Linked DNA regions of Mus musculus: region 2 is linked to region 1. The links are chromatin contacts, found by Hi-C or POLR2A ChIA-PET in ENCODE. All regions are on one chromosome and are shown on one strand. Each heading gives the region's core, a stretch centred on a gene start or an enhancer-like site at or near the end of the contact. The rest is flanking DNA. Distances are from core to core; before and after follow the strand shown.

Region 1 (5,455 bases), core at 1,315-3,814:
TCCATCTCCTTGGTAGACTGACAGCCCTCTTCTCAGACAGGCCTGCCTTGGTGAGAGAGTACTGGTGTCCACCATTTCTGGTCTCAAGAGAGAACCCAGCTTCCTTCCTAAGCAGGCTCCCCTCAGTTCCTCTGTCCCCAGACCCAGAAGACCCTTATCTTTCGGCTTCCCCACGACACTGGCTCAGTGATCTCGGCCATACCAGCCCAGTAACAGAACCTAGGGAGTCAAATGCATGGACCAGTACCTTGCAGCCTGTACCGGTCCAGTGTAAGACACTAGTCTTCCCAGACCCCAGCACAGGATTAGATACAAAACAAACATGGTCTTTATATAGCCCAGGCTGGTCTTGAATTCCCTATTTAACCAAGGTTAACTTTGAACTTCTGATCTTCCTGTCCCCACTTCCCAAGTGCTAGGATTACAAAGTTGTGCTGCCACATCTGGTTTATGTAGTGCCTGTGATCAGATTCTGGGCTTCACACATTCTAGGTAAGCATCCTACCAACTGATCTACATCCTTGGTGTGCCTTGCCCTCTTTTGAAACAGGGTCTTTCTTACTGTGTATCTCAGGCTGGACTGGAACCCTTGATAACCTTCCTGCTTTAGCCTCTAAGAGTGGAATTATAGGTATGAACCACTATATTTGTCCATAGCAAATACCTTTTGAATAGCTGTAAGAGGTAGTTTATTTAAAAAAAAAAAAAAGGAAATATGGAGAGGTTGCTCAGTGGTTAGAGCACTGGCTGCCCTTGCAGAGGACCCATGTTCAGTTCCCAGCACCCACATAGTGTCTCACATCCATCTGTAACTCCAGCTCCAGGGAACCCGACGCCACCTTCTGGCCACTGTTGGTACTGCACACGTTATCAATTTTTTTGAAGTAAAAAATTTTAATATTTATATGTGTGTCCATGTATACAAGTGCCCAAGAGTGCCATGTCAAACGCGTGGAGGTCAGAGGATAATTGGAGTCTGTTTTCTCCTTCTACAACCCAGGCTGTCAGGTTTGGTGGTGGGTCCCTTTCCCCAGAACAGTAGTTCTGAATTACACTGAATAATATGCAGGGCATTTTTGTCTGTCAAAACTAGGAGGAGGTTGCCATGACACCTGGAGTGTTAAGGCAGGCAGGGACACTGACAAGTGTACAGTGTACAGGACAGCCCCCGCAGCAAAGCACTGTCGTCCCCGGGGTTGTCAACAGTGTCAGATGAACAGAATGTGGCAGGATAGCTGTACAGAGGTAGCTGTCATTTCAGAAAGACAGAGGAGCCGAATGTGCCGCTGGCCACAGAGACAACGAGGTGACCAACGTAGGATCTCCCTGCGGCTAAATGACATGGCCACGATAGCCTGAAAACATGGCTTGATACATGGCTTGATAACCTGAAAACATTTTATTTCAATTCTAACCTTGGGAGGCAGCATAAATAATCACAGAAGACCACAAAGGTCAATGGAGAGAAAGAAAATTCCAGAAGTGTGGAGGGGAGATGAGAGCTGACAGTCTAGCTGTGGTGGTGGGGAGGAGAACTCGCTTTAGCACGCTGGGAGTGGGGAACGTCGGTGGTTGGAGAGGAGAGGCCCCAGGGCTGGGGAAATCTCACCTCAGCTCGCCTGGAGGGCATCTGCAGTTGGGAAGTTTTGCAGGGTGGGCAGGCAAGAAGTGTCCTATGTATAGCAGATCCCAGCCGGTGACCGAGGTCCCCACATCTCCTCTACCCAAAGGGCGGTGACTGTCCTGACACCAGTGCTTTTGAGCTCCATGTGTTAGGTGGAGAATGGAGAGAGGGAGGGGAGAGGGGCTAAAGCAAGCGTGTAGAGGACCAAAGAGATGCCGCATCCCAGAGCTGCGTGCAGAGGGCCATTTCCTGGTTACCTTCACTGTAAAGTAGGGCAGATGCACGAGTCGGTGAGATCTATGTGTCAAAAACCTGGGTAAACTTTAAAGTGCTATGTGGGTGGAGTGGCTGTGGTCATCCTGTGTGTGTAAGGCTGAAAGTGGCTGAGATAGCAGGGTTGGGAGTGGGAAGGGAGCGGGGTGGAGGGAGACACAGGCAGAGCGTCCCTGGAAGCCATCTTGCTCTGCCTGCCCAAGGGCCAAACTCTATTCTTTCTCTCTGCCTCAGCTTCCAGGAAGAGGCCTCACTGTCAGATGGAGCCCCCCCCCCCCCCCCAGCAGAGAGTGAGAGCAAGGAGCGCAGGCCAGGAGGGTCCAGGGCACTGAGTGTGAGAGCCTCAGCCTGCGTGTTGGCACTACTGGTGTTGGGCAGACAGTGGAAGTGGCTTCCAGGTCTCTTTCTGGGGAAGCCCACAAGGGGATTGGCATCTCAATACAGTGGGAAGGGCCCTGGCCGAAAGCTCTGGATACCAAGGGTACTTGGTCTGCTGCTGACCCTCTGAGTGACCCCTCGGTTCTGTCATTTGACAGGTAGGGACACTAATCCTTACTCTGCCTGCTTCACGAATTAAATGGAAAAGTGGTGTAAAAGAGCTTTGAAGAGAACCACAGGGTAGGTAGGCAAAGGGTCATTATGGCCATGGAGCACATCCTCTTCATTCCCTGAAGACAAAGGGGTGGGAGGGAGTTCAGAAAGAAAAGGGCGGGCTGCCAGGCGCTCAACCATTGGGTGAGATGACTTGAGCTTGCTCGGCAGCAGGAGCAGAAGGAGGCAGAAGGTGGGCAGAGCGCTCTCCCCACAATCCAGCCCTCTCTGTGTTTCAGAAGGAATGCTGGGGTCAGAGCGACTGGTTCCTGTGTAGATAGGTCCTGGCAGCCCCTCTGCAGGGGACACATTCAAGATCTAAACCAGGCTGTAATCCCACTCATCCTGTCCCTCTGAGGAGACTTGCCGGGAGCCAAGGGGGAAAGCCTGGCTCTTGGGGCTGCAAGGAGAAGCCGCAGCCAGTCAGGGGTGGGCTTTCCAGGAGAGGCTGGGGGACCGATGTTAGCATGAAGTCAGGAGGTCAAAGGTCAGCTTCCAGTTCTTGAGGTGGTAGGTAGGGTCTACCAACTGGTCCCCAGCTCCAGTCCAGGCCCTGTCTCTGGGCTCTACAGATAAGAGGCAGTTTAGGGACCAGTAAAAACAACGGAGAGATCGGCTTGGAAAACAGCCCGAGGCGGGGCTTACTCAGCCCAAGGCGGGGCTAACACAGCCCGAGGCGGGGCTAGCAGTTCTTGGGGTTGTTGCGCAGGTTTTTCAGTTCGAGCTGGAGCTGACGGAGCCGGATGTCCTTCTGTGCCAGCTCCTCCTTCAGCCTTCGAATCTCATCCTGCTGCCTAAAGAACATCCTGAGGAGCTGGGGTACAGCAAGGGGTACGGGGAGAGAGTAGGTGAGGAGGACTTTGGAGGACCAAGGTTTTCAGACGCCTCATCCCACCCCACCCAGACCTGCCATGCCCGCTCACCTGCCCCAGGCTTCTTCCCACCCTGAGACAGCCAGCCCGGTGCTCTCTGCAGTTATCCTTCGGGGCTCCTACTTACCCCTGATGGGAGAACAGTAAAGCATGGGAGCCACGCAGGCCTGTCGGAGGGAGGCTGCTTCTCAGCATCTCAAGCTGGCCCCTTTATGGGTCTGAACTAAAGCCTTTGTTTGTTTGAGATAGGGGTTCACTCTAGCTCATTCAGGTCTGAGGCTGGCTTTGAACTCCTGATCCTCCTGCCTCCACTTCCCTTCTGCCCCCCCCCCTCAATCCTTTTCTTCTTTCTTGTAGCTCAGGTTGGCCACATTCCAACTTTCTATGTAGCAGAGAATGGCTCAAACTCCGGGTGTTCCTGCTTCTGCCTCTTAAAAAAAAAACTAAGACTTTTCTTTTAAAGATAAGGTCTCATATAGCCCATACTGGCCTCAAACTTACTAAGTAGCTGAGCATGGCCTTGAACTCAGGATCTTCCTGTCTCTTCCTCCCAGGCGCTAGGGTTATCTGTGTTGTTGTTGCTCTGTTTTAGAGGATCGAACCCAGAGCCAGTCCCTCTTCTCTTCTTGAGGCAATTGAGGGTACAGAATGACACTTGGCCTTATGTGTGCGTCTGTGCGCAGTGGTTTGGGTAAAGAGTTGGTACCCTGGCAGACCTTCGTACAGTCGACTCTCTGGGTCTACTAGATTCTGATTGCTTCTGTGAAATATACTAACAGATGCCCACAAAACACTGACTGGGAAAGTAGGCTACCAGCAGGGGCCCTGCACTTGAGCAAGCCACATTCTTGCTTGGTCTGTGCTTCAGTTCCTGCCTCCAGGTTCCTGCCTTCCCTCAGTGATGGACTGGGATGTGGAAGTGTAAGTCAGATAAACTCATTCCTCTCCAACTTATTTTAGCCATAGCAACTTACCACAGCACTAGAAAGCAAGCTGGGATATCCACAGTCACTGTGTTAGGAGGTCTTGGCATGATTACATTTGATTATGGATGTGCTTTTATAATTTAATTAAGTATAACATACACCAATGAGGACAGAGCATTGCCATTTCTATAAAAATGTTAAGTAGAGAGTAGTCTTGCTAAAGGCGATGCTTAAACAACCAAGTATAGGTGATGTAACCATGGAGACTGGTTATAGTGGCTTTCCAACCATACGCACCTGTCAAATGTCCCAGGCCTGGAGCTGGGATGCAGCTCACCTGGTAGCATATTGTCTAGCATGCGAAAAGTATTGGGTTTGCTACCCAGCACTATATAAAATAGACGTGGTGTCACACGCCTGTAATCTCAGCAACCAAGAAAAGAAGTTCAAGATCACCCTTGGATAAATAGTGAGTTTGAGGCCAGCCAGGGCTAGAGGAAAGCCTGTCACAACACTAAACAACACATACACACACAGCTTAATCTGGCCTAGAACTCACTATGTAGCCCATGCTATCTCATACTCATGGCAATCCTCCTGCCTCAGCTTCCCGATGCTGATCTTTCTGGCGCCCGCCATCATGCCCTGCTTCTGAGCTGTCTGTCTCCTTGCCTGTAGATGGCCGTTTCCCTTTCTTGTCCTGCTTGCTTATCAGTTACTTCCTGGCTTTCAGAATGTCGTAACTATGGGTAAAGCTGAGGCCTCGGCGTCTGAGTTATTTATTCCCAAGGTGGGAGAGGCACGGCTTAGCCACAGGAGGATGGCGGGCTCTGTCTCTCCTGCACAGAGAACTCGGAATGCTTTCCCCAGGTCACTGGTTCCAATCCATATAGGCATCTGGGTAGCTGGATGTCACTCCACTTCATCCCCTCCGGCCCTCCTGCTTCACCCTCAGGGCTGAGACAGGGATCCAGCCCTCACGATTGCTCACTCGGGCAATCTCGGCAACCCATATTTCTGCCTTCAAAAGGCAGGGTTCTTTCTTTCTTTCGTTTCTTTTCTTTTGTTAAAAAATTGTTTTTAAAACTGGAAATGTTAAATATAAACAAAAATAAGAAAAATGGTCCCAGGAGCTCCCTAGCGTCTGCCACCCAGCTTTGCTCCAGTTC
Region 2 (5,194 bases), core at 969-3,468, 120 kb after region 1:
AAAACAGGGTTAAAGTGGGGATTTTATTTAATCCTCTGATCTGGCTTAAGCCAAAGCCACCTTGGTTTCGGCAGGAGACAAGAGACACACGGAAGGGTTCGTTGGGGGCTGGGCAGGGAGGTGTCAGAGTGTTAGAAAATAATCCTCGCGTACCTAAGGGAAGGTCTGACAGTGGGCTACGTGGGCCCCACTTCCACCATCTCACCATCCTAGGCCCCCAGACAGTGTCCCTCTGCTGTGGAAGCCCCACACCCAGTCATACAGACTGATGGCTCAGCAGGAGACTGAGACAGACTTGAGGGTAAACCCGAATCCTGCCATACTTATATTAGCTATGTGACCTTAGGCAAGTCACCTCACCTCTCCGAATCTCAGCTTTTTCCTCAGTTAAACAGTTTTACCTTCAAGGGAGAAAAGTTGTCTGAATCCGTGTGCATAGACAGGAGAGGTTGCAGGGTCAGTCCTTGCAAGGTCATCTTCAGCCTTAACACTTATGCTCCCACCCGGCCCATGAATTGCTCCTCAGCCCCCACCTGCCTGAAGCTTTGGCATTTACAATCTCCATAACAACACATCTCTGCCCAGCTGCATTTATGCTCATTTAAGAGCACTAAGCACCCTGCCGCTTGATATAGCTAGCTTGACAAAGTTAAGGCCAGGCACATCCGCCCCGAGCCCTCAGGTTATCATTCTCATACAGCTCCCAAGTCCCAGAACTGAGGGCAATGACAAGGTCTGAAGTGAAGTCCGAGCCGGGCTGAGCAAGTCGCTGGGGTAAGGAGCTTATTAGAAGGGTCTAGAATGGACCGCCCAGCCTTTCTGTAAGGCTTTGACCACAGCAGGCTGCCTGGCCTGCTTGGCTTCTACCTCCTCAGCTGTGAGAGCCAGCTGAGCATCTGGGAAAGATGGAGTCTGGCCTAAGGTGTATAGACGGCCAAATCCACGGCTAAGGCCGATGCCAGGGTGTGAGGTCAGCACTCCAACAGAACCTGGGAAGAGTACAGTTCATACTCTTCACTTGTTTGTCCCACCACTACCAAGGCTCATCTTATCCCATTGCAGAAAAGGAAACCTAAGCCCAAACTAGGCCTAGCCCTTCTCCGTAGAGAGACTCAAATCTGCCTTGGCCCAGGGCTTATCCCACTGCCCCAACGGTCTCTCCTCTTAACTCCATTCTTCCATTGGCAGGGAAGACGTCCCCAAAAAAGTTCTTCAACAAACCCGGGCTCCTGTGACAAGTCCAAGAACCTCTTCCAAACTGGGGTCTGCCAGGATGCCTACCTGCTCCTCTCTGTCACACTCCCTGCCCATCCCACCCCATGCAGTAGAACCTTCCCTGTCTCTGGCAGCCACTCAGGGATCCGGCAGCGCCTCTACAGGGTAGCTTTGGAGTCAGGCCCAGGCTTCTGGGGTAAATGGCAAAGACAGGCAGGTGGGGTTCAGCTCCCTTGTGTGTCTGACTAGCATGGCCAGCCCATCCCTGCATCATCAGCATGGATCCCTCAGTCCTTACGGCGCGTGACACTGAGGGACAGACACCCAGAGCGCCAGCCAGCCCGAAGCAGCTTTCCAGGGGTTAAAATTGCAGCACCTTCCACAAGAGTTAAAAATGCAGTCCCGGGGCGCACAGTGATGTGGTCCACACCGTCCAGGATAGCTGCAAAGGAGCATCCCCTCCCGGCATCCCGTAGTCCCCTGGGGGCCGAGCGACTCCTGGGAGCTGGAGCGCGCGCGCGCGCGCGATCCCTTCCTAAGCCCCTCAAGTCCCTGCCCGGGGGGTTGTAGCACCCGCGGGTCCCCAGCGTGGCGACGATCTGCGCTGCTTACCTTTGTGACAGTCATACAGAAAGCGGGCGGTGGGGCTGGGCGCGGGCGGCGGCAGGCGGCTGGGCCGGGCTGGGGACCGCGCGCTCGGGAGGCCGCTGGCTGATGTCAGCCGCGGCCGAGCATCTATAATAGATGAGGCCGCCGCGCCGCAGGAAGGCGAGGCAGGAAGAAAGGCGGGCGGCGGGCCGCGCGGGGGGCGGGGAGGACCGACCGGGGACTCGCTACAAAGAGGAGGCGGAGGCAGAGGCGGGAGTGCAGTCCGGGCGCCTGACGGTCCCCAGCCCCGCGCGTCCAGGCGCTGCCCCCTCGGGCTCCTGGCACCTGCGGCCGGGGCCGTGGGCGGGGACCCGGCCTTCGGTGCCGCGTTGGCTCCGGGCGCCCGGTGAAGTCACAAGCTGGACGGGCGCGGCGCGCGGCCGGAGATGCCTTCCCAGGGCTGGTCGCCCCCTGGAGGTTCCCAAAGTCCACCCGCTACGGGTCCCGCAGCTGCCACACGAGTTCAGGGTGGCCAGGAGGGCTCGTGGAAGCACTCCTTCGCATCTCAGTGATGAGCTCGCCTAAGGCCAATGTGGTCCATGTTACATAGGAAGTGGCAGGACTTGAGTGTAAAGTACTTAGACAGAGGGGCATTGGGCCCAGTTGGCTCGCCAGACTCGCCCAGAGGCTCTCTGCTTGGTGGCAAGCTTCTTAGAGGTTTCCTTTGCAGATCCTGCGTTCTATAGTTATAGGGACACAGGGGGAGCTCTCTGTAAGAGAGGCAGGACCGACCCTCCTCAAGAGTGTTCACATCACTGGGGAGATGACAGGTACAGTTGCTCTAGGCAAATCCCAGCCAGGTTACCTACACCCTGTAGCAGCTGCAGGAATTTCAAGTACAATTGCCTGAATATGGCCATGCGAGTACCTGGGCAAAACCGGTTTGGACAGATAAGGAGCCGCTGCAACCACAGAGAAGGGAGGAGGGAATGAGGTATTTGGAGCATCTCTCTCTCTCTCTCTCTCTCTCTCTCTCTCTCTCCCCCCCCCCCCCGGGGGTTCTGAAGTGTGCCACCTGCTCTCAGAGTTTCTTCACTGCAGTCCAGTGTGAGCACCTGCCCCGGAGGAAGGTGCAGGAACAGGGAGGTAGGATGCCTGCTCCATTCCGCAGCTGTATTTCTAGAACAGTACTACACACAGTGACAACTACTATAAAGTGCTTTGGCATAGATCCCGATATTTTTATTTACAGTTTTTTTTGTTTTGTTTTATCTTAGTTTTTGTTGGTGTTTTGGGTTTTTTGGGGGGGCATCCCTAAGAATGAGCAGATTTCGTGGGGGGACGTACCTGGTCTGACACAGTGACAGAGCCAGGACTTGTGTCTGTGAGTTACAGAGTTCCTCCACAGCTGCTGCCATCTTTGAACTTCTTCTGCATCTTGGGAAGGGTATAAACACCTGTCCGTCTCCAGGGGCCTTGCAGCAACTTTACTAGGTCTCTAGGGAGAGCAGATGTAGCTTCAGGCCTCAGGCATTGGCTCTGCGCCAGACCCCTCCTAGGTGTAGTCATGCCAGGCCTCAAGTCTTTACTGCCTCACCCCCCCCCCACCCGCCCCAGAAATGCCGGCTTCATTCTCTGAACCCCATCCTTACCTGACATCCAACCACTGTACACTTAGTTCAGAGTCTCTGGGTTGTCTCCACATGGGACAGTACAGCAGGGAGCTAGCTGGCCCCTGGGTATGATTTATCTTCCTGCATGACCCTGTCTCAACAATAACGAAACTAAAGGCAAAGAATGTTTGAGAAAGATACCCATTGTGGACTTCTGGCCATCACAAGCATGTACATAGCACACACACACACACACACACACACAGAGACACACACACACACACTGCATCTCAATGATAGGGTGCTTGCCCAGTATGCATAAGGCTCCAGGAAAAGTTTAATGTCACCAGGAACAAATCAAGGATGATGTATGGAGCGGGGGAGATTGGATTAGTCAGTGAAAGTGCTTGCCAGGGAAGCCTGAGGCCCTGAGTTCAAATCCCCAGCTAAGTATTGCAGTGCATACCTGTATTCTCAGTGTGAATCAGGTGAAGGTAAGATGGTCCCTGGAACTTGCAGCCCAGCCTGTCTAGCTAACCAATGAGCCCTGGGTTCAGAGAGAGAGAGACCCTGTCTCAATTACAACAAAAATAAAGGCAGAGGAGGAAGGAGAAACACCCATCGTTGACTTCTGGCCATCATAAACATGCGCACATATGCATACATACTCAAAGATAGGGTGTATCTCTAGGATGGCATGCTTGCCTAGTATGCATATTAAGGCTCTCAGTTCCATTACCAGCAACACACACATACACACCAATTCAAGCAAAATAAGTGTTCTATCAGCAGAAGAAATGTAAAGGAGACCCATAACATTTCCCATCAGCCAGTTGGTCATTATCAGAAGGATTTGGATTCCATGTCAGGATGGTAGTCTTGAACAGGAGAGCCTTAAGACAGGAGAATGGAACCATCATTGCCAGGCTTCTCCATCCAGCCCTATGGCCCTATTAGAAAGTACTGAAGGGCCAGCCAAGAACACCAGCAACCAACACCCATCACCCCTCTCACATCCCAGATTGCCATCCTCGGTTACCCAGCATGCCTCTTGGCACCTTCCGCGCTGTCTGCTGTTGTTGTGGGCTCTGGGAACAAGACAAACACTTAATGTTATCTTGAGCCAAATGTAATTAGGAACATCAATCTGCCATCCCCAGGACCCATGTGATGGGCTCTGAAGGCAGACAGGAGACACTCTAGGTCCCTCACATGGCTGCTGGCTCCCTCCTTCTGTCACATCTTCATCTCCGTAGATAGAAAGGACACCTGGATAAGCACGATGCCCCGGCAAGATGCCCAGTCCTCTGGTGCCACGTGTAGGATCGGCCTGAAGGAGGGACTCAGAGCTGTAAGCATTCCCATGGTCAGTACCACCCGGCCTGTGCTCCAGCCACTGTGCCTATCTTGCTTTGCTCCACTTGGAGGCAGGCTTGAGAACACACACAGATGGAGTCAGGGGCTTAAACTGGAGAGAGACCACAGGAGGAGATGCAGTGGCCCCTGAGGTTGGCAAAAAGGTGTTTTCGAGGGCACTGCTGGGGCCCACTGGAGGAGGGTGCATACAGAGTCACCTGGCTGTTGTCAGTCATGGAGGGCAGCGTGCTCAACCACACTCTTCCTCGGCACTGTGCTTTTGGGCTGGGAGTCCAGGACCCTCCGTTTCAGGGTATGCCCTAGACAGAGGTGCGGGAGTTCCTACCTCTTACTTGTAGCGGTATTTACTATTTACGTAGCTCTAGTCTGAGCTCTTTGGATCATGCATTGAGTTACATGTA

Evidence for each region. A loop is a pair of places that touch in the nucleus more often than their neighbours do. ChIA-PET counts read pairs that join two places held with the same protein, here RNA polymerase II (POLR2A).
Region 2: a loop to region 1 is called in a map of heart, with 2.1 times the contacts of the local background. The contact joins the promoter of Coro2b here to the enhancer-like site in region 1. A Hi-C loop is called at or near these places in 2 of 37 maps with a recorded cell type or tissue (gastrocnemius and heart). POLR2A ChIA-PET finds 5 or more read pairs at or near these places in 1 of 5 experiments (embryonic stem cell).

What each region holds. Positions count from the first base shown.
Region 1 is chr9:62,418,112-62,423,566 of GRCm38, forward strand. It overlaps Coro2b (coronin, actin binding protein, 2B), which reads right to left. Exons shown (of 12, transcript NM_175484.3): 12 at 1,381-3,302. The coding sequence ends at 3,171. Among named protein-coding and RNA genes, the nearest start is that of Gm40523, 5.2 kb to the left of the region's middle. Within about 2 kb of position 2,565, at least 1 of the 3 ENCODE cell types and tissues checked has a DNase peak (open chromatin) inside an H3K27ac peak, as active enhancers do; it is heart, where a contact is called at or near this core.
Region 2 is chr9:62,534,826-62,540,019 of GRCm38, forward strand. It overlaps Coro2b (coronin, actin binding protein, 2B), which reads right to left and starts at 2,219. Exons shown (of 12, transcript NM_175484.3): 1 at 1,828-2,219. The coding sequence starts at 1,842. It overlaps Gm39352 (a long non-coding RNA gene), which reads right to left. Exons shown (of 4, transcript XR_870833.1): 2 at 4,456-5,194; 3 at 3,456-3,963; 4 at 3,056-3,301.